Linked DNA regions of Mus musculus: all the other regions are linked to region 1. Evidence: chromatin loops called from intact Hi-C (ENCODE). Cell type or tissue: heart. All regions are shown on one strand.

Evidence for each region. Peaks named below come from ENCODE experiments on the same cell type or tissue, not always from the same donor. Only the 100,000 strongest peaks of a DNase experiment are listed, where the experiment ranks them.
Region 2: it touches region 1 in a loop (4-fold over the local background); 7 of 42 quality-filtered maps call a loop at or near these places.
Region 3: it touches region 1 in a loop (5-fold over the local background); 4 of 42 quality-filtered maps call a loop at or near these places.
Region 4: it touches region 1 in a loop (2.5-fold over the local background); 5 of 42 quality-filtered maps call a loop at or near these places.
Region 5: a loop joins it to region 1, with 2.1 times the contacts of the local background. A loop is called at or near these places in 9 of 42 quality-filtered maps.

Annotation. Positions count from the first base shown.
Region 1 is chr9:86,571,266-86,576,265 of GRCm38, reverse strand. It overlaps Pgm3 (phosphoglucomutase 3), which reads left to right and starts at 4,424. Exons shown (of 13, transcript NM_028352.4): 1 at 4,424-4,536. Rwdd2a (RWD domain containing 2A) reads right to left here and starts at 4,278. Exons shown (of 3, transcript NM_001145969.1): 1 at 4,209-4,278; 2 at 3,203-3,429; 3 at 1,367-2,292. The coding sequence starts at 3,403. The coding sequence ends at 1,615. In heart, a CTCF peak has its summit at 3,083 (motif pointing right); DNase peaks (open chromatin) are centred at 3,085 and 4,395; H3K4me3 peaks cover 1,938 bases; H3K27ac peaks cover 1,018 bases.
Region 2 is chr9:85,776,707-85,781,706 of GRCm38, reverse strand. No RefSeq gene overlaps it. Among named protein-coding and RNA genes, the nearest start is that of Gm22830, 6.7 kb to the right of the region's middle. In heart, a CTCF peak has its summit at 2,062 (motif pointing left); no DNase peak of the experiment used is centred here; H3K27me3 peaks cover 503 bases.
Region 3 is chr9:87,252,823-87,257,822 of GRCm38, reverse strand. It overlaps Cep162 (centrosomal protein 162), which reads left to right and starts at 2,291. Exons shown (of 27, transcript NM_199316.2): 1 at 2,291-2,560; 2 at 3,775-3,891. The coding sequence starts at 3,835. In heart, a CTCF peak has its summit at 2,022 (motif pointing right); a DNase peak (open chromatin) is centred at 2,382; H3K4me3 peaks cover 1,534 bases; H3K27ac peaks cover 1,281 bases.
Region 4 is chr9:87,025,325-87,030,324 of GRCm38, reverse strand. Cyb5r4 (cytochrome b5 reductase 4) reads right to left here. Exons shown (of 16, transcript NM_024195.2): 2 at 3,225-3,378; 3 at 721-821. Among named protein-coding and RNA genes, the nearest start is that of Cyb5r4, 5.8 kb to the right of the region's middle. In heart, a CTCF peak has its summit at 2,431 (motif pointing left); no DNase peak of the experiment used is centred here.
Region 5 is chr9:85,747,054-85,752,053 of GRCm38, reverse strand. It overlaps Ibtk (inhibitor of Bruton agammaglobulinemia tyrosine kinase), which reads left to right and starts at 2,720. Exons shown (of 29, transcript NM_001081282.2): 1 at 2,720-2,923. In heart, CTCF peaks have their summits at 2,556 and 3,136; a DNase peak (open chromatin) is centred at 2,673; H3K4me3 peaks cover 2,899 bases; H3K27ac peaks cover 2,764 bases.

The DNA of each region.
Region 1 (5,000 bases):
CCTTGTTGGAATGGGTGTGTCACTGTGGGTGTGGGCATAAGATCCTCACTCTAGTTGCCTGGAAGTCAGTCTTCCACTAGCAGCCTTTGGATGAAGACATAGAACTCTCAGCTCTGCCTGCGCCATGCCTGCCTGGATTCTGCCATGCTCCCACCTTGATGATAATGGACTGAACCTCTGAATCTGTAAGCCAGCCCCAATTAAATGTTGTTTTATTAAGACTTGCCTTGGTCATGGTGTCTGTTGACAGCAGTAAAACCCTAACTAAGACAATGAGTGTTTACTCTGGATGCATGTCTGTGTACCACGTGTGTGCCAGGTGTCCTCAGAGGCCAAAGAGGGCATCTGATACCCTGGAGTTGAATTGGCGATACAGACAGTTGCGAGCCATTCTCTGGGTACTGGGAACTGAAGCTAGGTCTTCTGGAAGAGCAGCCGGTGTTCTTGATCACTGAGCTATCGTTCCTGCCCCTTACTAGTTTTTAAAATGATTGAAGTCTCATTTTGATAAGGGCTGGTGGGACTTTAGTCTTTGAAAGTAGACAGTGCTGACATCACTGAAAATGTAGTTTGACCCTCCCCTCCCCTTCCCCCACCCCCCCACCCCCGCCGGGTTTTGGTGTGCCCTCCTCAGTGAGCATCAGCTCTTGCTAAGTTTCAGTGTGTACCGACCCATGGGAAGCAGTTGGAAAATACCAAGACCTGTGGGGGTGCAACAAAGCCATGCTTTTTTTTTTTTCATGGACATGACTAAACTAAGAATATTGCTTCTGCTGCCAGAGGTGCGTCTAACCAAGTGATAGAGTGAGAAGAGCAGAGCTCTTCCCCGCTTCATGCCTTCTTCTAAAAAGACAGATGTGTTAATCTGTATGTGCAAGAGTGTGGGCGACTCCTGAGACTTTAATCTGCCGTTGCTGTTAGAATCTAGTTTTACTAAAACACTTCAAATTGGGGTTTTAAAATAAGAAATGTAGTAAGCAGGCACTCTCTATGCTGAGTTTATCTGTTGTTTAGAATTCATTTCCAGTGATGAGGGGGTATGCCACGTATGTGCCAGCGTCATGAAACAGATGTCTTAAATTTATGAATTTGTATCTGCAGTCTGGTATGAGACATTAATGTGGGGCTCGGGACTTGCTTTATTCATTTATTTATTGTGTGTGGGTATGGGTGTTTTCCCTGCACATGTCTGTGCAGCGCATATGAACCTGGTACCTGAAGAATCCAGAAGAGGGCATGGATTCCACTGGAACTAGAGTTACAGATGGCAGCGAGCTGCTGTGCAGGTCCTCTGCAAGAGCAGCCAGTGGTGCTCTTAGCTTCTGAGCCACCTCTCCAGCCTGGTTTTGGACTTGAGACAAGTTGCTCTGGTTAAATATATCATTTTATTGATTTATAATGAAATGGTAATCAAGTGTGACTTTACACAGCAACCTGGAAACAGCATCACAGTTACACTGGTACAAAGTTAAAGGGCCTATTAGCATCAGCAGTCAGGAAATTCTAGAGCTAGGTTTTTCACCCAGAATTCTATATTGTCATTAGCCTTTTTATTTTGGTCTTAGTAACATAAATACTTAATGCGGTTACAAGCGTAGACATCTTAATAGGGTTCTAGGACTCTGAGCTTTTGCTTTCAATACCAAATAATATCTGAAAAACATGCTCACTCTTGTGTTTTCTCAGAAACTCCAGGAATTGGCCCAGGTTCATGTGATAATCATTCCGCAATCCATAGTCACCATGGGCCTCAAGGAGTAATTCCTCAAACGAATGGAAGAGGCGCAGGTCTTCACCGTCCCCCTCTGTCTCCACACTTTCTGCATGCTTGCAGGAAATGTGTTTCCAATTGGGGTATCTGATTGTGTGCCAGAATTCCTCACAGTGATTCTTGAAGCCCTCCACACAGATTATACCAGGCTTTCCTGTCATGCAAAATCCAGTCACATCTAACCTTTTTCCCACTTCCAAGATCTTTTTCCTCAGGTCCTGCTGATATATGTGGTGGCTATAGATCCACATGCGGAGGAATGTGTTCTTGACTGGCTTCGCCTGTACGGATGGCTCGTCCGACAGCTTTCTGGTGAGGAAGTAGGATGCGCTGTTGTCCTGCAGCCACTGGATGGCTGCACAGACACACAACTCACCTGGGTCGAAAGTCCCGAGATAAGCACTGAGAGCTTGGTTAAGCAGCAGCTGCTGTTGTCTGTCAAGCTCAGGTGACCGTCCAAACAGCTGCAGAGCCACGTATGGGTAGTTGTGAGGCATGGTTACTTGCAAATCAATGGTCACCTTAAAATAAAAACGACATAGATTTAAATACTGAGAAATCACACGAGCTAGTTTATCATGGCAACTGCACGATTACGATAGGAACAGTCATGGAGACTCTCAAGGGCCTGCCTGCCACTGAACAACGTATGCAGTCAGCTTTCCTAACCACCGCCGACCAGCGACGTGTGCTGGGTGTCCTGTGCTGGAACAGGAAGTGATGAAGTCAGACAAGATTCCTGCCTCAGACCGGAGCTTCCTGAGGGAGACCATGCTCACACATAGCAAGAATTTCATTTCAATTTGAGAGGCAGAATCTACTGTGGGAGAAGTTCAAGGTTCCACTGAAGTGTGTAATTAAGGAGATAAAATGGTCTGAGGGAAGGACAACTGAAGGCTTCGTAGGGGAGAGCGAAAACATTCTTCTAAATGTCCAGTCCACATGGTACCTGCTCTGCTAATGTTCCTAGGACTAAAGGGTCCAGAGCAAGGAGGTAAGTTTATATTTAACATTTAGGTTTTGTATGTGTAGTTACTATGCACATTCAGTGTCATTGAAAACCGATGAAATCCTAAACACTCATTAACTTCATTAAAGTCTGTCTGAATTTATGGACCATCTCATGTTTGGTACATTTTCCTTCCAAACGCATCCTGGGATTTGAAATTGTCTATTTGTTACCTGGACAGGAAGCTCATGCTTTGGGTTTTCCAGTTAACAAGTGGATACCTGGGGCTATGCCATTAAGAGCACTGGCTGCTCTTCCAGAGGATCAGGGTCCAATTCTAGGTTCCCACATGCAGTTCTGGCCTCCAGGGGGCACTGCATGCACATGATGAACAGACATACATGAGGGGGAAACACGCATACACATTAAAAGCAAAACACGATAGGCACCCAGAAACACTTAGGACCAATGAAAGCACCCACCTTGGGCTCCTCAATTTGGAGCGTGATGACAAATTCGATGTTGGGTGGGAGCGCCTCCCTGGTGCCTTCCAGATACCTCTTTATGTTTGTTAGGGCGTTTACATCTTCGAGTTTTACTTCTCCTTGATTAGGAAACATAGAAAACAGCATTTCCATCTCCAGCAGCTGAAGCTGAAGGCTTTCTTTTACTGACCCTGACATGTCTCCAAATCAGCCGGCTTGGAAACCTGGAAAAGGCCCAGAAATAATGGGGTTGTAAATGACGACTGGTGTCCAGGAAATTTTCCCAAGGTCCCTTTTCTAAGAGGCAGTCCCGCTGTTTGTAGAGAGCTACGGGCACGCATCCATACACTTTAGATTTCTCTCCTAGCCCCCCCCCCCCAATCTAGTACGCACAACATCCTTTAAAATGCTCCCTCAAACCCCAGAATCCTTGTCTCTCCTTCCCACCCTTGCCGGCCATTCTGGAGTCTGCGCTTTCAACAGGTGCTCGGGTGACAGATTTCGTGGCCGGTGGTTGCAAACACCTGTATTCCTGGTCAGCCTCAATCCCGGGAAAACCAGGGACCGGCCCGGGAATCCCACTTGGATCTCAAGCCTGCGCAGCTAGGAAGGATGCCTGCAGTGCGGAGGGGAGGGCTCTAGGTCATCCCCGCCGCCAGCCCCCATCCGCAGGCCCCCTCGGAGGACAGCCTCCCCGGACCGCAGTGGGGTGCAGCATCTCGCGCAGGTGCATAGGGACGCCACCGCAGAGCCAGGGGCTGGGAGGAGGGGTCTCAGCCATTTCCACTTAATAAAGTGACGCCTAGGGCTAAGCGGGTGAAGACCCGCGGGGATGACGCTGACCTCGCCTGGCAGGGGCTGGGCTGGGAGGTGATCTCGGTGGTCGGAGGGACGTCAACGCTCCCGTTCTTTAGGGACCCGGGACCCTGAGGCCCAGGCTGAAAGGCGCAGCTGTCCACCCCGGGAGCTAACCTTCGGCCCGCCTTAGCCGCCTTAGCCTCACCCTTTCAGATCACTCAAGCCAAGCAGCCCCGAACCCGCTCCGAACCGCAGCCGCAGTTCCGCGGGCGCGAGCAGCGCGCGGACGGCTGGGGGGCGGGGCTTGGCGCATAGGGCGGGGCCACAGACACCAACCCGCCGCGATTGGTCGGGGCGGGGCTTGGTGGTGCAGGGGCGGGTTCAGCGGCCCTTCCGGGCTGTGATTGGTGTGGGCGGGGCGTCGGGCCGGAAGCAAAGCTGGGCCACGTCTGCGAGGTCTGAGAGAGTTGGTTTGGTGCGCACTGCGCGGCCGCGTCTCGCCTGTGGAGAGAACGTTCTTGCTCCAGATCTAGGTGAGCGGGCGTGGAGAATGCCGGGCCGCTGTGGGTGGGGGTTCATCGGCAGCTGAGGCTGGGGCATGACTGCCGGACCTACCTATCCAACGCTGCGCGCGGCCCAGGTGCCTGAGGTCCTCGCGCTGTAGTGCGCGGAGCCGCGAGTCAATCAGTAGCTCGGAGCAGGATGCATCCCCAAGGGTGGCAGTTTGAATGAAAGAAGCAAACACTGTTAGGGCTTTTAATAAACATTGCCATACCTAATCGAAATTAGTTCGAGAACTCCAAATGCATTAAAGGGTGGAAGCATGCCGTTGTTCTATGACTGTGATTTTCCTTTGAGAGTTCTGAATTTCGTAGGAGTGGTTGACGCCCCTATGAATAATAGGGATACATTACCAACGGGTCATTTTTTTTTTTTTTTACAAAATTATATTCGTCCTTGTGGACAAAAGTTTGATAACTAAAGTAGCTTGGGAATG
Region 2 (5,000 bases), 790 kb after region 1:
CTCACTGTTCCCAGCATTCCCCTCTCAGCCTCCTGCTTACTGTCCAATGTGAGCCCTGGCTGCTCCTGCAGTGATGCCTTTGCGCCACCACCATGGACTCTGACCCTCTGAAACCATAAGCCCAATCACACACTTCCTTTTCCAAGTTGCCCTGATCTTGGTGTTTTGTCACAGTGAAGAGAAGTGGGTAGGATAATGAGCTGAGTGGGAATCCGTAGCAGAGTTGAAACTGTGTGTGGATCTGGTGATCTGCCTCCTTCGTGTCACTCAGAACTCTCATAAATTGAGTCACACATCTCAGTCATGTTCTCTCCCCCACACCCAGCTCGCCCTACCATAAAACGCATCATTCACGTCTCATTTCTCAGCAAAATTATGAGACATGTTGAGTGCATTTTCACATTAATAATATTTTAGCTAACAGCACTTTCAAGAATCTACAGACCATTTACCAAGGAAACTAAATTATTTTAAATACTAGCGTCAAGATTAATGAGCCGAAAGCCTTTCTAAAGTAGTAACCTCATGTTTTACTGTGGGTAAAAACACAATTCCCCGATCTCTGAAATTCAGCATTCTGTATTAGATTCTGTCTTAATTAGCGAGAGAAAAAAACAAATAAACATTGCGCTCTGTTTTTCCATCATGGACTCTGACCACAGCTTTAATGGCCGCCATGTTTTCTCTAAAGCAACTCAAATGACTATGAAGCCCTTTCCTAATGTAAATGTATCTTTGGAACAGAATTGTTGCAAATGGGAAGTAAAATTTAAGTTCTTGTCATCAAAAATAAGGGTGGAGGTTAATCCATCTTTTGTTTTGGTTTTCTTTCTGCCCCTCTTAATAGGTGCTCTGGGTACCAAGGTATTCCCCGCTGCTGAGAGACACACATTCTGTCAGAAAGGACACAGTGTTTGTAGGCTGAAACACATAGGAAGAGGAGAGAGTTTACTGGGTGGATGTGTGCAAGAGGAAAGCTCAATAAACCAGTGTTCTTCACATTTCTCCATTCCTCCCTGGCATTGTTAGACTGGTCATACTGGCCACTGCAGGAATGGAGATGGCCTTCTTCACTTCTTTGACATTTGACATCCTAAAATTGTGTGTGTGTGTGTGTGTGTGTGTGTGTGTGCGCGCGCACATTCCCTTTCTGGAGAAGTGGTGCAGAGAGATAGCAGTTGGTGGCACACCACCTGTGTGGAATACAGCCCCAGTGTTCCTGAAGAGTGGAGTGCACACAGTCAGATGGTCTGGGTTATCCCTACCCACCATCAAGTCTCAACCATATTTTTCTGTGTGATTATAACCAGATGTTCTCAATTCCCGAGGCTCCAAATACAGTTAACCTTTCTTTCCTAAACTGTTCTAAATTCCTGACCTTTCTCTTAACTTAAAAAAGTGGAATAATACAGACTCTGTAGTTATCCATATTCTGATTTTTCCTCACAGTTTTGCAGTGCCCCTTTCAAACATCCTTTCTTTCTCTGTGCTTTTTAATCTTATAATGTTGCTTTTTAATAGCAACCCGCCAAAGCTTTCTGTGTGTCACTTAAAAGAAATATTACAAGACGAACTGTCTCCTTTAGTCCAAGAGCTATGGGATTATTTGCATGTGTAATCCGTCCTTGTCTTCTGCCAGCACTGGCTTTTCAGCTCCAATCCTCCTGATGTAGCAAAGGAATGAGTTATATGTTACTGATAGAACACTAAGCCCACGATCTTCCCAGGCTCCGGCAGCCCTAATGGGAACCAAAGGAAATTCAAATTATGCATTCTCTCATGAATTTATTTCTCTTTCCTGTCTCCCCTCTCCTATATTGCTAACTTTCTTACCTTTTTTAAAATTCAATTTCCTGTCTGTCGTGTAACAACCCTAAAGCTGCCTTTGAACCATTCTCAGAACCAGTCAGCATTTATTGATAGAGATGTAAAGTATTGATGTGTTGCCTTGTAAGATGGTTAGGTTTATCATTAAAGGCTTATTTATAGTAATAAACCACCAATTTCAGAGATGAACTGGAGTGCCTTGCCTAGTTATTTGTGTTTATACAGTGCCATCTAGTGACAGATACATTTAAAAACCCCGTGTCGTTGGGTCAGATTTAGAATCGCCAGGTATTAATAACAAGTCTTTGGAATCCCAAGGATTTTGTCTATTTGACTGGTTTGGTTTGGTTGGTTTGGTCATTTGTTTTTGTGGAGATTGGTTTTCACTTTTCTCTCCCATCCTGGAGTTTCTTGTTGATGTCAGGAGTTTGAAAATCTAATTTGTTTTTTGGAGCACAGAAAAGGCTACAGTCTATTTTATTATTTAGAGGGATTATTGCGTTTAAACTTTGGACTTTTTTATACTCTTTTACCCCTGCCTGTCACAATAAAATAAAAAAAACATACTTTGCTGCTGAGATTAGGTGTTATGCCAGGAAGCGTTCGTGAACCCCAAAAGACCACCAAGGAGATGTTTCCAATGCAATAATAAATAGCATTAGGGTCTCTTTATTACAAGCTCTGGCTTGGGATCTTCTACAACCCAACTCTGACAGGGCAGGATTGGGAGGGAAGGCGAAGCAGCCTTGAACCCTCAGCAGAACAAGGTTTTATAGGAAATGGAAGTAAGTAAGGGGGCGTCCATCCTGACACGTATCTTACTAAATGTCTATTGTAAACAGACAGGTGAGTACTCTGAAGCCAGACCATATACAATCACAAAGGGTCTGAAAGCACATCTGAAACAATCTGATTAACTGTTGCTAGGAAGTAGCTAAGGGGTAATTCTGGCCAAGGACAAGCCATGGGGTCCTTTCTGGTCCTTGGGCCGGTCCCAAGATGGAGTAGGTTTGGCCTCTCATAGGGAAGTGTGAGTAATCCAACAAAACCAATACCATCGGAGCACTGCTGTCCTTTTTAAACTCTCTGACTTAAATCTGTCCTTAATGTTTTCATGCATGGGAGTCTTTAAAAGGTGTCTTAATTGCACTCATTGAAGAGATACATCTGTGAGGATGGAATCTAGGTTTAGGAGCCAGCTCCCTTTTAGGAAGATTGAAAAATGTTAACAACCTTCCCTCTGTCCACATGGAAAGAAAACTTCGAAGATCCTTCTCAGAGCTGAAACTTCTGATTTGTATGATTTGTGCTTCTCAGAATGCATTTACTCTTTCAGAGACATCTATCTTGTCCTTGGAGGCGGCTTTGCTTCCACTACGTTGTATTTCTAGGATGGGGGTCTCTCTCCTGTTCCCACCTCTCCAGCTGCGGGGTTTCCAATGTCCTTCCACGTTTCCCAGGGCCTCTCTTCACTGGGTTCTCACCAGCCCTCCAAATCGGAAAGTGTCAATCACCACCTCCCGCCCCGCCCCCCCCTCTGCTGGTGGAGCCCCTTTACCTGTGGAGGGCTAGACTTCTTCAGGATCGCTTTCACCTTGTGCCTTTCTTACATTGTGTAGCCATCTTGGGGATGAGCAGGTAGACGTGAAAGCAAATTAAAGCACAAAACATGCTGAGAAAAGTTTCAAATGTTTCTGACTCATTGGAGAAAATTAAAGATATAACTTTTAGACTTCGTATGATATCTGCTGAATTTCCTAGTATAACCCATCAGCTAGATTCCTCCTCAGGAATAACAGTCGGGTTTAATAGTCTCCTCAGGGTTCCTTGACACTCAGGAAAAGAATTCTTTGTCTTTTCATCACCAAGAAACAAACATGAGTATTCTCTTTCAGAGTGGCAGATGTTTAAACCGGTTCATTGTGTTGAGTACAGAGATGTTTCTGCTTAAAAGGACTCCCACACCTTGTGCTTCATTTCAACGAAACCACTACAGCATTCTTCTTTCTGAAGTAGCCTGGGGAGCTCTTGATCTCTTCCAACACCACTCCCAGACTCTTAACTCCAAGGCTCTATTCTGTATATGGCATTAGCGGTGATTTCATAATGAGCGGTTAGAACTGACAGGCAGCACAGTTTAAGTGGTTGTTGGGATCCTCGTTGATTAAAGATTTTTAAATTAAGCACCAGTTCAGTACTCGGTGTTATTTGAAAGGACCAATCTTCCACAGCAGGAAGTTTGGTGGAAGAACGCCAGGCAGTGTTCACTTCCAACCTTCTCTGGTGGTGCCAAGTTTATTTTATGTTAGAAATGGAACAGCATTAAGCAGCAGATTTCTAGAATGTAATCATTTAATTTTCACATCAAGATCTGAAGGCAGTTTAATTAATTTTAATTGCATAACTAGATCCTTCCTGTTATGATACAAGATCGTGATGAATACACTATCTTACAACCTTAACTATGGCAAAAACTCTCTCTTCTCTCTCTCCCTCTCCTTCTCCCTCTCATACTCACGCTTGTACACACACACTTTACATACAGAAATTTATTTATTTAAAGTAATACATAATCTATAATTCTTTGTTGGCATCTCTCCTATTTGAGTGGTCATTCACTTAAATTTTTCCCAGGGAACCTTTTTTTTTTTTTAAGAGAAAGGGACTTTCTCCTTTGTTGTTTCAGGTTGTCTAGTTCTGGGCCTTTACAGGAACCTATAAGATATTGTGCTGGTTAGTTTTTGTCAGTTCTATACAAGCCAGAAATATTTGGGACAATCACATATTCACTTCCCCCTTCCCATCCCCAATTCCTTTCACACCTCCCCCAAAATGTCCCCCCTCTCAGCTGTCTGCTTCCTGCCACAAAGATCATGGATTAACCCTTCAGAACTGTAAGGAAGCCCCCAATTAAATGTTGTCTTTTATGAGAGTTGTCTTGGCCATGGTGTCTCTTAACACAATGGAGCAGTGACTAAGACAGAAACCTAACTCTCACTAATACAACAGTGTCCAGAGCATTGAGAGGTAAAAGCTCAAGAATGATCAGGTGATTAGGCTGCTGCCGTTAGTGATGGATTTATGCCATTATGTCAGCATTGTGTACCAGGAGACTAGATTAGTGGATTTGTTATAAAGGTGAATTTCTGTCTCTCCCCCTCCCTCTCCCCTCT
Region 3 (5,000 bases), 680 kb before region 1:
TCTCACACACATGCATACACACAAGCAAAAACGCAAGGCTTCTATTACTTTAGAGATGGCTCTAGTGTGTGGTGGGCATAGTGCATGCACTGAAGAGGTAGAGGCATATGGATCTCTGAGTTGGAGGCCAGCTTGGTCTACAGAGAGATGTTTCTAGGGTATTATGTGAATATATATGAATTAGGTTATCATACATAGAACACTGTGGGGAGCCGCACTCACATTTGCCATTATAAGATGGCGCTGACAGCTGTGTTCTAAGTAGTAAATAATCTGCACATGTGCAGGGGCAGTTTTCCCGCCATGTGCTCTGCCTTTCTCGTGATGACAACTAGGCCGATGGGCTGCAGCCAATCAGGGAGTGACACGTCCTAGGTGGAGGATAATTCTCCTTAAAAGGGACGGGGTTCTGGCACTCCCTCTCTTCGTCTCTTCGTCTCTTTGTCTCTTTCTCTTCGTCTTTTCCTCTGCTCTCTTCCTCTGCTCTCTGCCTCTCTCTCTCTGCCCCTCTCTCTGCCTCTCTCTGCGTCTCTCTCTCTCTTCCTCTCTGCCTCTCTCTGCCGCGCTCTTCCTCTCTTGCTCCTGAGTAAGCAATAAAGCTTTGCCGCAGAAGATTCTGGCTTGTTGCGTCTTTCCTGGCCGGTCGCAAACGCGCGTAAGAGAACACTAGAGCTCAAAGGGAAATCTAGAACAAGCACAAATAGGGTTTTCATATTAACTAAGGTTATGTCATAGAAATTTGTTTTCTACAATCTTGCAACACCCTATGAGAAAATTAGCAACCCCCACCAAGAATTGTTTTAGTAGTCTGGTGCGGGTAAAGCTGAATTGGAAAATCTAACGAAAGATGGATAAGGTGAAAATAAACTAACAGTTTGGGAGACGAGGCCTAACTTTCTGTTTCCCAGAAATGAGACCCTAAGTCCAGGAACCTGTGGTCAGCAAACCAAGCCACAGGCAGCCAATCTGTGGACACCTTGTCATCTGGCCTGAAGTAAGAATAGGTATCTAGAATGGATAAGAGATCCCTCCCCACCCCAAACCTGGGAAGTCTCCAGAGCCCTAACCAATTGTAGAATCAGTCAAACTTCTAGAGATAGAGCTAACCAATCAAGGCAAAATGGCACAAATTCCTCCCTGGAATTCCCCTAACTGACAAATATAAAAGCTAGGCCTGCAAGCCCACTCACTACATGTGTCCATTCCTGAATGAGGAGACCCCTCCTTGCAGGAAATTCTGCTGAATAAACATTCTTTGCTTTTGCATACTACTTAGTTTAGGGTATCATTCTCCCAAGATCTTGGACCCTAACAAGTTGATGGTAAAAAATAACTATGGTGAGTGAGACTGAAATGAGACCTCAAGTGGAAAAAAATCCCCCAACTTTCTCAGCTTGTGTACATGACTAGCCACCATAGCTCTTCTTGCCGCACTCCTTTAACAGTTGTCTGGGCTACTTGTCTGCTTCACGGAACCCACGTCTATAGGGCATGGAATGTGCTCAATTCAGTATGTACTAAAAGAAAAGCCATAAGCTGAATTAAGTTGACTTGTAAATTGTAAAATTTAAATAATGTACATAATGCTCTCACCAAGCTTAAAATGGTAGCTTAAAACAGGTCTCTATTATTGCATTTTAATCGGATAGTTTCTGGCTTGTACACACTCAGATGTCAATATGCATTGTTGAGTGAAAAGTTCAGGCCAGAAAGGAGGTACAGAACTATGTATACCAGAGGCAAAGACCTTTACTGTTTGAAGATTTTACTTTCATTCCAAAATGTTGTCTTCTGATTTGGTGTGCCTGTGTATACGTATCCAGAGAGCGAAAGAAAGAGGAGAGAGAGAGCGGGTAAAAAAGTAAAATAAAATAAAAACTCAAGCAAACCACTGCAGAAGAGAGCTTTGAAAAGCAGGATACCAGAAAAACCAGAGCTGCTGAACTAGTGCAAGGCTCTCACTGAGAATCTTGGTATTGTGTATTTTCAAATGCTTGTCCACTGGGTGGCGGACATCTCTTCTAACACCGGAATTATTTCTAATGCATTTGTACTTTTCTCATAACACCCACACAAGGCTTATTACTTGAAGGAAATCAACCCTCTTACACCGTTTTTAAAACTTTCAACCTGGACAGTAGCCTTCAAATGAAAAGGGTGGGAAAGGCTGGAAAGAAGAGCAGCTCGCTGCGGAAGGACGAGCACAAAGGGACTAAACTACAACTCCCAGAAAGCCACGCGCTGGCTCTAGATGGTGCGCTTGCGCCTGGGTCTTCCCGGCCGGCTAGCTGAGCTCGGGATTTCCGGGAGTAAGAGAAAGCGGGATGTGCACACTGCTGCCGCGCCCACGTCCCTTACGGCCGCCACATCCTGCAGAGCCGTGAAGGTTCCAATCTTTATTTGAGAGTCACCAGAAGACTGACAGCTTGTCTGGCTGCTCCCTGGGTCACGTGGCAGGCAGGATCACGTGACACCCGGGAGCCCGCCTGTAGGGGTCTGTTGCCCTGACAACAGCCCGCTCGCCGGGACTTTCCGGGAGAGCGCGGGCTCCCAGGAGCAGGTAGGTGAGGCGTTGTGGCTGTCTGCGACCCTGTTGTTGTTTCCAGGTTGTACCTCAGGCAGGGTCTCCGAACTTTGTTTTGCGCATTACTCCGCTCCTCTGTCGGGACTCCAAGTCTTTGCTTCGAGCTAGCCCCCAAATCTGCGCTTCCTGCAGCCTGGACTGAGCTGAGGGCCCTTTCGTGGGGTTTGCCTCTGACTAACCTGTTTGTCCAACTCCTCATCCTGACCCTAAGACCTCTTAGTCGAAAATGCAAATAAAAGCACTAAGTATTCCACTGAAAGATGGTGGGCAAACCTGCTGCCGTCCCTTAGAAAAGAAAACTAGCGTTTGTTCGTGTTGCCCTAAAGAGTTAAATCCAAAGGTTTAGGACAGATCTGAAGATGGCCTCTCCTAGCTGAAGTCCAGCTTTGAGACAACTTGACTAGATCCCATTAAAGGTGCTCGCGGCATTGTTTCTTTTAGCCTGCCTTTGCTTCAAGAGAAACATAAATAGTAGTTAATGTGTGTCATTAACTTCCAAGGGTATTCTGTGCTCGTTGGGGATGTTTTAAGACAGGATTGCACTATATAGCTCAGACTAACCTGAAATTCAGGCTTGTAACTCAGGCTAACCTCCCAACTAAAGAGCTGTCTGTCTCCTAAGTGTAGAAATCTCTGGGATGCACCACTAAATTCTTTATTATATTCTGAGTCTTATAAATTCACTTAGTTTATGTCTGGAAAAAAATCCTGATTATAGAAAGTCTATTTTGCAAAACCCTTAATTTGAAAATACGTGAATCCGGAAGCACAACCTGTATACTGTGCTTTACAAGAAAAAATATTAGTCTTTCCACTCCTGCTCTTTTAATTTTTTTTTTTTTAATATTCTCTGTGAGGACCTGGATTCTGAGAGGTATTAGCAGAGACAAATACATATACAGTGGAAAAGATCCTGGAGCCCACCTCTTAGCGACTGGATGAAATGTAATGATCAACCTTGAGAAGACATACTTCATAAGCTACTTTCCCAAGTCAGTTAGCTTCAATGAATTAGACCTCCAATGGTGTCTCGTAATTGCAATATAACTGTCAAGTTACATCATATATATGTGTGTACATATATAAAACTGTCTTGAGAAGTTGAAGTTTAAAGTAGTGTTGTTTTAATGATGTTTAATGATTGTTTTCCTCCAGAGGTGTTTATTTTTCCATCTGTTTCTGTCATTTAGTGTTTCCAATGCTGTGAATAATTTTAAGATACTTGCTTTGTGACGTGAAAATTACTAACCATGGCTCACTATTTCAAAGTAGACCTTGATGAAGAATTTGAACGGTTTATGAAGGAGGTAAGCTCAAGCTGTATTTATTGTAATATTTATTGTAAATTCATCTTGTAAGATCCATCCTTGAGTGCTTTCTTCTGAAAACATAAACCACCCCATCAGCTCATCCCTTCTACCTGCACCTACAGAATTATCCAGCCGTCCTCAGTTCGACTCATTTCAAATGCTGCTGCCTGTTAGCTCAATGCCATCTTCTCACCCAGTCTACCCAGCGGTCCCAGTGAATGCAGCATTCCCTCCAAGGTGCATGTGTGCACGCGCTCACATGCAAACACAAACACATGCACACACACACACACACACACACAGAGAGAGAGAGAGGGAGAGGGAAAGGGACGGAGAGAGAGAGAAAGAGAACCATGTTGAACAAATATTTTGCTCAATTTCTGGTTATAAGGGAGTGGTTCAACCTAATTTTTTTTTAAAGTTAATTTTCTTCAGTTACAATTCATAAACCATTCAGTTCACCCACTTAAAGTTTGTATGACAACTGTTTTAGAATTATATAACCTTCACCATAGTCAGTTGCAGAATGCCTGTATCATTCCTAAAAGGAAACCCTTATCCTTTAACCATTACTCTTGGCTCTTTGTCCTTCCAGCCTTGGGTTATCCCTTACTGCTTTGTCTCCAAGTTTGGCTGTTGCAGATATTCATAGAAATGGAACCATTTAGGATGTGTGGTCTCTGAAGTCTGGCTTCTTTTACTTAGCATGGTGTTTTCAGAGAGTGGTTTGCCATTTTGTGGATATAATGCTTATATGTTGTCAGTTGACAGCATTTGGGATCCTTCCATTTTGGACAGTCATGAATAATGTTGCTCTTAATAATCACGCAAGTGTGAGTGTGGATGTATGTGAATCTCTTCTCAATATTTGCCTACACATGAAATTGGCTAGTCGTATGCTCTGTTATTCCCACCAACCATGTATTCCTTTATGAAGGCCTTGATTCTCATTGTCTTTACTATCTGAGGGCCAGGGATTTGGTTCCGTTGGATGATAATAACCTGCAAAGCGGTGAAGAAAATCTTGATTGGAAGGGCGGATACTCATCCTTTGTCTTTCTCATCTTTGCCATAACACGGAATGGTCAGTGGTTCTATCCCTGTAT
Region 4 (5,000 bases), 450 kb before region 1:
CTAGTAATATATAACATTATCATTAAAATACTAAATGAAATGTGAAACAAAAGCAAATTACTAAACTTCTAACGACTATGATGTCAGAATAACCATTAACAAAATTGATAGTAATTAACATATTCTATGGAGCTTTTAAATAGTGAGGAAACTAATGTTCGTTTGCCAATTTGGAGGAAAGGGTACTGATATAAGCATCTTTTGAAATCCATGTAGACCCTCTCCTATTAATTTAGGAAAATTAAGTTTCCTATTCATTAATCACCATTATCTAACTTTCTCCAAGATGTATGGGTGCCACACAGAATATAGATTGGATATACAACTGTCTCCCTATGAACAAATAATAAGAAGGCTGTATGCTAACTGAAAAATAAATAATCTAATTTTAAAAACTACAGTAATTTGTAACAGCAGATCCACCGGTCCCTTCTCCCACTGAGTCTTTTCTGTAAGCCAATCACCATCATTGCTAAAGGAAATCGAGATGAGTTCAAGTCTTCCCGCAGAGGAGACAGTGCACGCCACATACTGAGACCATCTCTAGAATTTTAATAAAGTGAATTGAGAAATCTCATAAACAGCTGCCACCTGTGAACATCTGCCGACATTTCAGAGTTCAAGCCCACCCATCTCAAATGAATGCAAGCATTTCCTTCCTCCAAATGTCTCACTGCTAAGTCCACGCATACAACGTTCTGATAACGTGAAGCCACTTACCTCATTAAAAAGATCTGTTCCATCGGCTCCTGCGGCTCTCATGAGTTCATCCTCCCCACCCGGATGGTACTCCATATAAGGGCTGACGTTGTAAACAAACCCTGCATCAAAGCAAGGAGAAACGATGTCCAAATGAACTTCTTACAAATTGTAAGGCTTATAAATATAAATTCTGATAACTCTCTCCCAACATTTCATTTAGGAGTTCATTTTTTTCAAAGTAGTAAGAGCTGCAATGTCTAAAATTCCACTGATCTTGTGAGCTAGCTAATTAACCTGTCAGTCTTTTGGTCTCTCTTAAATAACATGGGACTTGCTGCTTAAGACAAGGAAGTTTAATACTTACATCAATACCTGCAACTAGAAAAGCAACACTCACATCAGCTCCTTGATCCTTAGTTTCCACAGAGCTATGTGAAGAGGACCCTGAGACCTGTACACTCCTATTCCTCCAGGAGAGGATCCTGGATAAAGAAACTGGATAAAGGTCCTTCCTAAATGCCAGTGAAAGTGCCAGCTCTCTGCTGTGAGGGCAGCCATGGCCTTTATTAAGCTGACCCATGAGTAAACTTATTGTCTAGAACAGTGTCTCTGTTCATAAAACATAAAGAAATGCAAAAGATCACTCAGACCACCCACTAAATATGTCTAGATTCAGAACTGCAGCACATTCCACTGTAATTTTAAGCCCAGATCCATGTGATGGTGCCCTCAGACAGTCCCATCTTAGACCCACCATGGGTTAGTGCCAAAGACCTATGTCTGTTTGTCTATCTTCCTGGTGAAGGTGCCACAGTGTCCCAGGCTAGGTAGGTAACTATGTATGTGAACCACCACGCTCACCATACAGAATTAAGGGTATCACCATGTTTTAGGTCACATGTTCACTGACTAGAAAATTTTCATTTCTTTTTTATTCTATTCTATAAGTTACAGAGCCTCATGGAAGAGCCCAAGGACTCCAGAGGAAGCTCAAAAAAGACACTTCTAGTGGTGCAAGGTGAAAATTTTTTTCCAATAAAACTAAAATACTATGTTTAAAATTCTTGTTCTTTCATAAGTGTGGGGTTTTCTAGAAGCTACATGGACATGTGATTTGACACTGGAGATAAACACACAACAATACATATGAACTGTCATCTTTCAAGCTATATATTAGAGATACTAAAATCAAAAATTATGTATTCCTGAATTTTTCATTTAGAAAAGTTATTTTAATAAACATAGGTACTATGTACAACGTATAGTAGTTTTAATAAATTAATTTTAAATATTTTTACATTTCTTAATTTTAATTAGTGGTAATGTTAAGAGACATCATGCAAAAAAAGCCTTCTAATGTTCTCAATAATTGTTAAAAGATTAGGAATTATTTCAAGACCCAAAAACAGTCTGAAAGCACTCAGGTGATTAAAATTAAACATATTAAAAACTTAATTTTTGGTTTTAACATTCAATCAAATATTAAAGTTCTAGACTACATTTAATAAATGAATTTAATGTCTATCATGTATGTAACAGTATTATATGCCATTATAGAACAGCATTCTTACTTACTTAAATTTTTACCATTGTTAATGATATTAGCCCCAAAATACATAATAGGAAAAGATATGTTTATAAGGTAAAAACAAGTCACCATTTTTCAACTTTACTGGAGTTTCTTCTCTAAGCCTGAGTCTAAGGACTGTGATGACTGCGCCACCTTGTGTTCAATAAAGAAACTGCAGCACCAGTTTCCTTCTGTCTAGAGATGCTTACCTTGTTCTAACAACTGCTGAACGGGATTAAAATCCACAACTCTGAATGACAATTATAACTCTGTCCCTCGGTTCTTCTACTGTCTGTTATGTGCTTTGACGCTTTGTTATCACACATCAACATGGTGCTCCTAATGAACTGATTCTTTGTGTATGTGTGTGAGTGTGAGTGTATGCACGGGTGCATGTAGGTGCACATGTATGTGGACGCCAGAGGTTAACTTCAGCTGTCTCCTCATTATGCTCTAAGACATAATCTAAACTCACCGAATCTAAAGCTCATCAACCTCTGGTCTCCACAGACACACATGGAACAGTGTGCTCATGAGTGTGCATGTGTACGAGCACATGCATATACACATACAAATATGTATAGGTGCATACAACACACATATGGTTCCCTTTAGAGTCTCAGAGACCCTTTTCCTAAGAGCATTCAATCACAAGGCTCTGGATGGGCAGTTATGCCATATACTGGGTGCCCCTGAACGTTTTAACTGCATCACCTTGGTGTTAAATTTCTTGGCAAACACCTGCTTCCTTTCAAAGGGAATGCAACATAAGAATGCTACAAAAGACTTCCATCCCATTAGTTCCCTGTCTTCTGCATCAAATGTAAAAGGTTATACAAGGGAAAATACAGTTCAAAGTGAGAACAACATTATTTATGATCCACTGAGGCAATTTTTGTTACCAAGTCTGAAAGCCCAGGCGTTTCTGAGATGTTTAGTAAATGCCGCTTACCTCTTATGCATATCCAACAATCTTCTTTCTTGTTGTGCTTCTTAAGCTCTTCTTCAGTTACTTCAATTAACCCGCCCTTCAATCCTGTTAAGTCCTTTCCACTCTTGGTCAGTCGGATCCAATCCATAAGACTCCTGCCTTGTTTTAAAGGTACCTAGAGAACGGAAAACAAAAGCTATGTCTGGTTCTAAGTTGGCTGCTTCCCTCTCCTCCTCCGTCAATTTGCCTTTGGACTACTGTATCCATCCTTTATTAGCCTTAAAAAAAAATCCTACACAACAAGATCCCATCTCAAAATAAATAAATAAATAAATAAATAAATAAATAAATAAATAAAGGGTAAAATGACAAAACTACAACCCAACAATTCTACAACTTCTCCCATCTCGTGTGTGTGAAGCTGAGCTACTGCATTAGAAGTTTACTTTATCTGCCATTTTCAACAGGGAAGGTCCTGCCATGGAGCAGCTCAGGCTGGTTACAAAACTGGCAGCCATCAATCCTCCTGAGTTCCCTTTTATTTTCTTTAACTTTAAAAAAAAACTTTTAGCCAAAGTTCTTACTTTTGATTAACTTTAATTGATTTATTTTTTTATTTTTATTACAGGGAGGGGACTCTTTTGTCTAGTTCAAGATGTCCAGGAAATTCAGATGCCTAGAATCTTAAACAAAATACTATTTAAGATACCGACTATGAGATAGGACTTTGCAATTCTGTCTCACAAACTTTCTTCATAATGGCAGTAAGGAATAATAGACACAGTACTGAACCCAAAGTCAGAATTTAGAATGTCCAGGTCCTAGCTCTGTTACTAATTATGTTATTGATGCCATTTTGAACCAAAATTTGTGACCTTAACAATCAAGAGATCTGATAGAAGATATGCCAAAGATTGGCTAAATTCTCCCTTTCTGAATTATCAATATAAACAGAAAATCAGAAATTACTGTGCAACAGTGTTTGCGACAAACCCACTGATAAAGTATACCAAGCACAGGAAAACACCATGAGGAAGGGTGTGGGGCGAACATGAGCACAGGACAGCCACATCAAGGACTTCCAGGCCTAGGAGAGAGGGGAATTGGTACAGCCCTTTTCTAGTCTTAAGTGTGAATGTTGACAGCGTATGTAGAAACTATCAACCACAGCTTCCTCCCCTGGATGACTGCTCGCCTATAGAGACATCCCACTAAGATAAGCTAAACTCGTCTCAGAGATTGCCTGAAACCACGGCCACCACCAAACACCCCATGGTGGTGACCCCTATACATTTTTTTTTCCTTCACAACTCTTGGAAACTTGTTTTTACTGTGGGTATTAGTGACCTTGGCATGATTTTTTTTCTTACTAAGAACTCTGACATTTCCACTCACAGGAAGCATTTCATGGCTTCTCTTTGGATAGAAGAATTTCCACTATTGTTAGTCCGACACTTGGACCATTACTTGAAAACATGCACTTCCATTTTCAACTATCTATCTGGAAACAAAACAGATGGCTACAGGGCAGTACATACACCTTAGACACAGGACAAGACAACTCATGCAGTTGACTGTAGATAACAGGAAAGATGGGACCTGAAGTTATGAACTGGGGAAGATTACAGTGTTTATAATGGTGCCCTTTACAGAAAATATATACCCCGCCTACATGATTTAGTAACAGGACATTCGGAGTTCTGTTTTCTTTTACAAAATACATTTTCAAGATTTTAAGGTGACAGATTGGATGGTCAGAAAGTGTTCCCCCCAAAAAACACACTTAATAAACCTGTT
Region 5 (5,000 bases), 820 kb after region 1:
CTTTGGATTCAATAATCATGGAATTACAGTTTCACAGGATGTTCTTAGAGAGTTATGTTGCTGTGCCTTTTCATGTTTCTTATGGTTTGTGTGTGTGTGTTAAAGTTTTACATCTCTTCAGTGGAATATCTCTCAATGCATTTTAGCTGTATCTGAGTATTTTCACATTAAGAATCCTTTCCCAGAGAAAGTACCACTCAGAGAGGAAACAATGAACTATTGTAACAGCAACAACATCAAACTGTGCAATATAAGAATACACCAAAGCCAATTAAGTCTCGGTATATCACCAAAGATGCAAAACAGAAAATGGCAAAACTAATGTGGAGTCTGGCATGAGATAAACAGTCACTTATGGTTAATATTGTAATAGATAAAGGAGTCAAGGTCTTAGCAAACTGGAGCAGAAGCAAAGTTAAGTCAAAGGAAAAAGAAGAGGAGTGGAGAAGACTGTTATGGAAGGAAAGAAAAATGAAGAAGCAGTTAGCAAGAAAGGGAAAAGAACTCCTCAATAACGAGAAGGCTCAAAAATAAATTAGATAAACATAAGGGAAATAAAAAAGAAGACATAAGCTTCTTTACAACTAATAAGATAAAATCCAAAATATTACTAAAAGTACACTAGGAAGGAACACAGAAACAAGTAGGAAAAGAAAAAGATTGCCCAGAATTGAAACAAAATGCATAAAAGTTTTAGAAAAGGTGTGAAGGGGAAAAAAACCTTAAATATAATAACCACCAATATTGCTAAACCTGCATAAAAGGGGAGAGCAGAAGCAATGGGAGAAGAGGAAACGAAAAGGATGAGGAGGTGAAGCCGGGTCCTTCTGTCTCAGCAGCGATCACGCAGACCATTTACCCTCTGGTGTTATGTGCTTCATTCTCACCTTGGGGTAAAAGCTGCACAGTTTGCTTTCATTCTACAGTAAAAGATTAAATCTTTATTAGCTCGGAATGTTTTAACTTATGTGGCCACCTAACACTACTGCATTTATGATATCAGTTGGTGCCACCAACTAGATTCCTTTTAAGCCCAACAGTGTATAAAAATATAAAACTCAGGCTGTTCGTGTCATAGATAATAAATAACGTTATGTCAGAGTCTCAGTTTGGTCAGCACCGCGGCAACTGTGGCTGATAAGTTTTACTTTGTAAGCAGCTTTCTAATATTCTCTTTCTGATCCTTGTTGAAGCAGGACCAGTTTCGTCCCCCATCTCCAACGGCAAAGACATTCATTCCTTGGCATGATGCTGGTCTTTCTTTTTCTGCTTCACCTAGTTATTTTCTACTTCTTCCCTAGTTTGTCATTTTTTTTGGGGGGGGGGGTCAGATGAAACCTCTTATTTTCTTTCACAGATTCGTTAAAGTTGCAATTAATTTTTGTGTATATGATTATGGCCGTATGGACATTTTGTACCCCCAATGCTTACAAGCGTTTGAGACATGGCAACTTCTAGGTGGTGTTACTGTGTGCTTGGCACTCTGCTAAGTGCTGCGGGCGTCTATCAACACATTTTCACTACAGCAACATGTATTCCATTCCCACTTTGCAGATGAGGAAATTAAGGCTTCAGAAAACCTAAATGACTTACCCAATACAAAGAAGAGACAGATAAAAGATGTGAACTCAGGGCAACACATTTATTTACATCACTAGCTTCCAGATCACTGAGCGTCTTTGTTCATGAGTGTGTACACAGCTTCCTTCCAAGTCACTGTTTATACATTACAGAATGGGTCAGAGTAGGAAGTAAGAAAGCAAATTAAGTCCTTGCACTGGGAGGAGAGCTGGGGAGCTAGGTCTGTTTCCATCTCTCCTTCAGTTTGATCTAGCAACTTACTTTCCTACAAAGTCTACAAAACAGGCAATTGGGCTGAAGCAGTCTAAGAGGGTATTGAGTTTAACTCCGTTTAATAGATGATGGTGTCAGTGGCTCATACAGCAACACAAACAGGGCCGAGGTTCAAACAACTCTGGGCTCCAAGTGCTGTTTTTCTCTGAGTCATGCTACTCCTCCCTGAACACATGTTTACTAAGGCGCCTCTGTATCAGACTTCAGCAGGAGTATGTTTTCCGTTCTGGACTGATTATTGGCACACAATTTGCAACCTTTAAAATGGCTTGTAGATTTAAGAGTTCAGGGAGGAAAACCTATTGTAAGCCTGGCGTCAGGCAGACAGATGTGACCCAAGTCAGCAGCTGGTCGCACAGTGGCGATCTGAAAAATCTATGGCGCCTTCTGACAAAAAGAGAGTGACACTCAGACAATCCGGGCACAACAGGCGGGGCACAGAGCAGCAGGGCCCAGTCTTGGGGAGAGGACACCTCTGGTTTTCCAGTTATCCCACTACGAGTGATCCGGGAAGCAACTTTTCTAAGATGCCCACGTTTCTACGGAGTGGTGCTTGGGCATCCAGCCAGTTCCTTGTTTCCTCCATCCCAGCCTTAACCTCCTTTCCGAGTGTCGACCTGCGGGGAGACAGATCTCCTAGGGTGACATCTGGCACCAAGAGGGGCAGTACTGGTTCTGAGTGTAGGGCGGCAGCCAGTGTCGACCGCACCAAGGCCGGCAGGGGTCATGCTCCTTTGGGATACTAGGGAAAGGCCACAGCTGAGGTACTGCCACGCTAGGCCTTGTGGGCAGGCCCCGACCAATCACTGTGGGGCATACACGAACTCCGGCCAATCAGCGCCCGTCTTATTCCCGAGTCCCGCCCGCTCTAGCTCAGGTTTCCCCGAACCCGGTCCCGGCGCCGACAGTCGCGGCTGTCGCTTTCCGTGCAGCCGTCCCCGGAGCTGACTCGGGCGTCCCGGCTCCTGGCTCCCTTCGTTGTCCCCGGTAGCTTTCACTAAGGATGAGTCCCTGCGCGGCCGCGCGCCTGCCCCGCGGAGACCGCCGGCGCACCTTCATCTAGCGACTGGTGAGGGCGACGGCGAAGGCGTCCTGCCAGCCCGGCAGGGGAGCGGGGCCCGGGGAGGGAACTCGCGGAGGGGGCGGCTGCCGAGCTTCGCGCCGCGTGGCACGGGCGGGTGGCCTGGCAGCGCAGCCCCGCCGCCCCTGCCAGCTAATGAATGGCCTTGTCCCGCCAAGTGCTACGTCGCCAAGCTGCCCGACACGCCCTCCAGCGACGATGCTTTTCTGGTTCCGAGGGTTGACTGGTGTCACCTCCCTTGGATCCCTTCCTAGAGGCTCCCATGTCCCCTAAACCCTTGGTGGAGTTTACAAAGTTTGAGTTCCCGCGGGCCTTGCTGAGTTTGCAGAAGCAGGTCTTGCTCTGAGCATTCGCTGCTGGGTGGAAGTGGACTGGGGTCTGTTCTGCAGAGACAGGATAGAGGGGCCTTTTGTTCGTAGCTATCAGGTTGCAAAGGCATTTTGGATCCGAGGGGAAATGGCCAACCCTGATTTAAGCCGTCTTTAACTCTGTTATCTAACACAGTCATAAAACATGAGTCGTGTTAGTCAGAGGGGATATTTTTCAAGGAGGAGAAGTTGAGTAGCACCTGTTTCCTTTATCTCGAAGTAGGTAACATTTGAAGTAGTTCCCCCCCCCCCCCCATAGTTAGTGTGGTTACCTCCATATGCAAATTACCAAACGTTTTGTGTGTGTGTGTGTGTGTGTGTGTGTGTGTGTGTGTTTTTCGTCATCAGTTCCTCACTTCTCAGTGGAGTTACTTTCATTTGTTTTTATTGATTTGGAGACCTGCTTCACCGTACCTGAGGACAGAACTATTTTCTAAAACGTGTTTTCTAAAAAAGTTTTTGCAAAACTTGAGTCACATCGCAGCTTTACAGTTTTTCAATTGGATATGTTAATCTTCGGTTTTTTTTTTTCTTTTTAGTAAATCTTGTTTGAAGGGCTTTCTGTGTGCCAATTTTTTTTTTCTGTGTGCCAATTTTTGTGTGATGATTTCATTACATTTTAAACGTTCAAGATGCTTGTGGATTATAAAATTCTAGACTGAATGAGTATGCCCAAACTTCTTTCTTTCTTTCTTCCTTTTTTTTTAAAAAATATTTATTTATTTATTTATTTATTTTACGCATATGAGTACACTGTAGCTGTACAGTTGGGAATTGAATTTTTAGGACCTCTGCTTGCTCTAGTCGGCTCTGCTCGCTCTGTTCAACTTCGCTCACTCAGTCCCTGACTGCTCCAGCCCAAAGATTTTATTTATTATTATACATAAGTACACTGCACCTGACTTCAGATGCACGAGAAGAGGGTGTCAGATCTCATTAAGGGTGGTTGTGAGCCACCATGTGGTTGCTGGGATTTGAATTCAGAAGAGCAGTCAGTGCTCTTACCAGCTGAGCCATCTCTCCAGCCCTTAATCTCACTTTTTACAAATGAAAATATTGAAGCTTTGAGAAAATTCAGAGGTTTGCTCAGGGTCCTTAGGGAAGCTACGTACTTGGGTCATGGTACTGAGCAGTAGCTGAGAGCTCACACCTGATCCGAAAGAGAGACAAACAGAGACTGAGACTGACCAGGCCTGGTTTGAGCATTTGAAACTTCAAAGCTCACCTCCAGTGACACACCTCATCTATCAAGGTCACAGCAACACACAGCCATACCTCCCAGTCTTTCCCAAACAGTTGAACTAACTGGGGGCCAAGCATTCAAGCATAGGAACCTTTGGAGTCCATTGTCATTCATACCACTGTAAACACGCATGCCCATCTGGAACTTTTTTTAAAAAATAATGTGATTTTAAAAAAGATTTATTTATTTAATGTATGTGAGTACACTATCTGTCTTCAGACACAAGAAGAGGGCATCAGATCCCATTACAGATGGTTGTGAGCCACCATGTGGTTGCTGGGAATTGAACTCAGGAACTCTGAAAGACCAGTCAGTGTTCTTAACCACTGAGCCATCTCTCCAGCTAGCCCATCTGAAATTCTACCTGGGCTTTGAAATATATATATATTTCAAATATATTTCAAATATATATATTTCAAATATATATATATATATTGTTTGTTTGAAAATTGCA